2 separate regions of the Homo sapiens genome follow, and region 2 is linked to region 1. Evidence: chromatin loops called from intact Hi-C (ENCODE). Cell type or tissue: heart right ventricle. All regions are shown on one strand.

The links. Hi-C counts contacts between places; a loop is a spot of excess contacts. Peaks named below come from ENCODE experiments on the same cell type or tissue, not always from the same donor. Only the 100,000 strongest peaks of a DNase experiment are listed, where the experiment ranks them.
Region 2: a loop joins it to region 1, with 3 times the contacts of the local background. A loop is called at or near these places in 4 of 110 quality-filtered maps.

What each region holds. Positions count from the first base shown.
Region 1 is chr20:478,197-480,696 of GRCh38, forward strand. CSNK2A1 (casein kinase 2 alpha 1) reads right to left here. Exons shown (of 14, transcript NM_177559.3): 14 at 1-2,500. Among named protein-coding and RNA genes, the nearest start is that of TBC1D20, 17 kb to the left of the region's middle. In heart right ventricle, a CTCF peak has its summit at 966 (motif pointing left); no DNase peak of the experiment used is centred here.
Region 2 is chr20:738,168-740,667 of GRCh38, forward strand. No RefSeq gene overlaps it. Among named protein-coding and RNA genes, the nearest start is that of SLC52A3, 29 kb to the right of the region's middle. In heart right ventricle, CTCF peaks have their summits at 1,041 (motif pointing left) and 1,246; a DNase peak (open chromatin) is centred at 1,014.

The DNA of each region.
Region 1 (2,500 bases):
TGAACTTTGGAAAGACCAGTCAGCGTGGGTGGGTGAGGAATGCCAGAGACGGGAGAACAAAATGAGGTATACCGTCAGGTTTGAAGGGTTGAGGGTTATGGAGGGTTCTTCATAGGAAGTTCACCATGGAGTTCTTGGAACTGTTCAACACACAGAAGCAAGGTCCTCTCCTTCTAGGTATGGCTAGAAATGTTTATCAATAGCTGAGACTCTGATTCCCAGGGTGGGATCAGGAAGCCAGCCCCAGCTGCTGCAGCATTTTTTTCCCTTTTTCTCATTACAGGAGCCAAGAAAACTGTCAAAGCAGATGATGCAAGAGTGAAGCTGACTCAGAAATACTCAATCCCCCCAGGAACTTCTCTAAGAAATGGACTGACCATCCTGTAAGCTTCCATCTGGAGGTACCTGGGGAAGGGCTTCTCACATTGAGGCCAATAAGAATCCCTAGTGGGCCAGGTGTGGTGGCTCATGCCTCTAATCTCAGCACTTTGGGAGGCCAAGGCGGGTAGACTGTTGAGCTCAGGAGTTCAAGACCAGCCTGGGCAACACGGCAAAACTTCATCTCTACCAAAAAAAAAAAAAAAAAAATTAGCCAAGCATGATGGCTCGTGCCTGTAGTCCCTGGAAGGCTGAGTTGGGAGGATCACCTGAGCCTGGGAGGTTGAGGCTGCAGTGAGCTGTGATGGCGCTACTGCACTCTAGCCTGGGTAACAGAGCAAGACCCGTATCAAAAAACAAAACAAACAAAAAACTTCTAGTGAGTAGAGCGACAGGGAGACAAATCCAGTTTGTAATTTGCTACAGTGCAAAATATCTGGCTTTCCATAGAGGGAGTGGGAACAAGGCAATGCTGGCCTTCATTCAATCAGAAACTTGACTTGTACCCGTTGAAAACCTGTCATGTTTAATGCTTGGATATTTTTTCTTCTAGTAAAGACACTTTACTGCCACCTGCTGGAAAAGAGTCAGAAATTTTCCAAATGCAAACATCTATGGCCTCCCTATAATGTAGCATCCTTTTACTGTACATAGTCTGCACAACTGTACAATTTAGAAGAGAAACCAACATTTGGTGTAACTCTACCATATACCAGGCATCTGTCATAGAATCTGAACAACCGCTCTATGAAATCAGTACTTATACCCCAATTTAACAGATAGGAAATATTGGGACCTCTGGGGAAGGGAGGAAGAAGAGGGTATCACCAAAAAAGGGCAAAAAGGGGGCTTGGTCTGTATTGGCAATGGAAATTCAACTTGGGTGGTAGGATTATGGATGTGTTACAGCTTTCTTTATAATTTGGTACATGCCTAAAATGTTTTACAATAACAATTTAAATCACCTGTGAAGAAAAGATTCAGAGAGGTTAACTGATCAAAAAAATCACACTGCCAGACAGAACTCTGTTAGAGGTAGACCACTTGCAGTAACATTACATTGCTTCTCTAATGGTTAAATTTAGCACAGAATCAAAGGAGAGCTATAAAGTCTAGGAAGTACTTATTTACATAGGATTGAGTCCAGAACATCTTGTGACACCATCTACATATGTTTTACTTGGAGAATAGTCTGAATTTCGTATTACACGTTGAGCATTTCTAATTTGAAAATACAAAATCCTCAAAAATCTGAAATTTTTTAAGCATCAACATGATGCCTAAAGTAAATGCTATTTGGAATATTTCAAATTTCAGATTAGGAATATTGAACTGGTATGTATTCCGCAAATATTCCAAAAATCCAAAAAAATTCAAAACACTTCTGGTCCCAACCATTTTGGATAGGGGATATTCAACCTATATTACACACAGGTAATACAGCAGGGGAAAAGCAGGGAGACTGCAGCATCTAAGTCTACTAAATTGGCCAGGATCATTCCTTAGTCTTCAGATACCTATTTATCAGGGTCTCATTAAATAAAGTTACTTGTCATGTTAGTTCAGTCTGGCCTGTGGCTTGTAATTATAGCTGCAAACTCAAGGGCAAAGTTCTTAGGATTTTGAGATGCTCTTTATGCAACAATACTTCCATTTACTTTGTGTGTGTGTGTGTGTGTGTGTGGGTGGGTGGGTGTGTGTGTGTAGGGAGAGAAAGGGGGCAATGGAGTGGAGAGTGGAACTACAATTTATTAAGCACCTATTATTACAAGCCAAGTAGGGTGTTAAATATTTTCCTCGTGCCATTCCATTCAATACTCTTCGATCCTGAGGGAAAACGAACCCACTTAAAAAAAAAAACAAAAGGTTTTAATGAGGATTGCATAAGACATGCAAGGTCACCAGGGAGTTTACATGCAAGTGGGGAGATACAAAATAATACAACAAAAGTTCAGGTGTTCTGAGGAAAAAGAAGGGCAAGGGTAAGTGATGACAGTGGGGGAAGTCGGATTCAGGATAAACCAATTTTAGACTCATTTTTTGAGGAAGGAACTGAGCATGACCTTACCACACAGCCTTTTTAGTTAAGTGTTTCTTTAACTAGGAAAAGGCCCTGGGAAGA
Region 2 (2,500 bases), 260 kb after region 1:
AGAGGAAAAGATGCTCAGCGTCAGTAATCATTAGGGAGATGCAAATCAGAATTGCAAGCACGAGATACCGCTTCACACCTATTAGGATGCCTATTAAAAAACAAAAACAAAAAACAAAACAAAACAAAAAAATCAGGCAGAGTGCTGTGACTCACACCTGTAATCCCAGCACTTTGAGAGGCTGAGGTGGGCGGATCACCTGAGGCAGGGAGTTCGAGACTAGCCTGACCAACATGGAGAAATCCCGTCTCTACTAAAAGTACAAAATTAGCCGGGCGTGGTGGCGCCTGCCTGTAATCCCAGCTACTCGGGAGGCTGAGGCAGGAGAATCGCTTGAACCCAGGAGGTGGAGGTTGCAGTGAGCCGAGACCACGCCATTGCACTCCAGCCTGAGCAACAAGAGCGAAACTCCGTCTCAAAAAAAAAAAAAAAAAAAAAAAAATCGCAGATCTGACTGTGTGACCTTGGGCAAGTTGCTTGACCTCTCAGTGCCTCCATTTCCTCCTCTGTAACGTGAGAGTAAAAATACTACTCATACCTACCTCGTAGGGCTGTCATGAGGACTGAATAAGTGCATAGGTACAGACATGCTTAGGACAGTATCAGCACATGCAGGAATTACATGGGAGTTGGCTGTTAATATTATTACAGGAGTGGATCAAATCCATCTCTGCCATGGACTTGCTGTGTGACCTAGTGCAGGTCACTTTGCCTCTCTTGGTCCAGTTTTCTCACTTGTAAAATGGGACCATACTGCCACTCTCCATAGGGCAAGTGTGCGGATTCGAGGAGCTCATATGTGAAAGGCCTCCTTCAGGCGCAAGGTTGGTCCTTGGTTATGCACGTATGTGAGCCTCTTGGCGTGCCTTCATATGTGGGGCATAGGCAAGCACTCAAGTGGCCTGGACTCCTATCTCGGCTCTCAATGTCCCCGCTTCCTGGCCTGGGATCAGCAGGACCTCAGTGGATCCACCATCCAGGCACATCCCTTTCTTTCCCTGCTTTTTTCCTGCTTCTTGGGCGGCACCACCACCTACTGGCCTAAAGCTACATTGCAGCCAATGTGCACAGCGGGGCGGAGGGAAGGGAATATGGCCTTGGGCAGCTGCTGTGCGCAGAATATTTACCTCTGTACACGCTTAGGGTGCTGAGGCTTAGGGAGCTCACACGGAGAGAGCCAGCTGTGAAGCTGGGGTTAGAATCCCTGTCTCCCTTTCACCTCACTCCAAACACCCTCTTAGAATGGGAACTCAGTTCAGGTTCTGCCTTGGGCCCTAGACGATCCACCCCTCCCTTCTGAGCAGGGAGCCAGGAGCTGAAGTCCAGGGTCCTTGGAAGTATGTCAGGGTTGTCCCCCCAGGGTCCTGATTACAGAAGAAAGAACACTGGACTCAGAGTCCAGAGGTTGGGGGTCTAGCTTTGCCTTCCCTATCCCCAACTATCAGCAAAACAGCCTTTGGAAAATCCTCACCCATTTATTCTAGCACTTGTCATTTCGAAATATATTTACTGTGGGAGAGCATTTAATGTGAGTGTTAGGTTCTAACGCAAGGAGAAAATTATAAAAATAAACAAAAACTTTTAAAGAACTCCTAAAAATCCTTTAAGTCACTCATAAAGTATAATATGGGCAGTTTTCTAAATATAGTCCTTTGCAGCAATAAATGCACGGACCATAAAGAACAGCAGTATATGGTGGTGATTGCATGCATTTGCGAACTGTAATTTTAGGTTCTGTTCTCTCTCAGGGGTGTGTGGGATTCCGAGCTGTGGATCCACACCCCCACATCTCTCTCACAGCTGGGATCATGTCCAGGCAGAATCGCCCACATTGTGTACATCATTCTCCCTTCTCTCTCTCTTTCTGAGCGCACATAGCTGCATTTCCGAAGTTACATAATAAAAACAGCTAACATTTATTGAGCTTTCATTATGTATTAGGCCTGCTCGCAGCCCTTTGCTCACGCATTAATTCATTAATTCAGATAATCCTCCTAAGAATGTTATGAGGTAGGTATATTATTATCTCTTCTCTTTACAGATGAGGAAACTGAGGCACTGAATGGTTAAGTAACTAGCCCAAGGTCAAATAGTGTACCACCCAGCCCGAAGGCGTTCACCTTGTTCCCGGGTAGGATCGCAGAACTGGTTAAGCTAGGTTACCGATCCGGGTGGTGTCAGCTGATCCCTCAGCTGCTGTAGTGCAAGATCTGCAAAATATCTCAAGCACTGATCTTAGGTTTTGCAATAGTGACACTGTCCCCAGGAACAACTTGGGGAGGTTCAGACCCTTGCTGTCAGAGGCTGCACAGCCCCTAAACCTTGATTTCTAATCTTGTAGCTAATTTGTTAGTCTTACAAAGGCAGACTGGTCCCCGGGCAAGAAGTGGATCTTTTCAGGAAAGGGCTATTGTCATAATTTCCTCAGTTACAATTTTTGCAAAGGTGGTTTCAATAGCCAGTGAGTGGTACAGCCTGAATTTGAAGGCAGGAAGTCCGG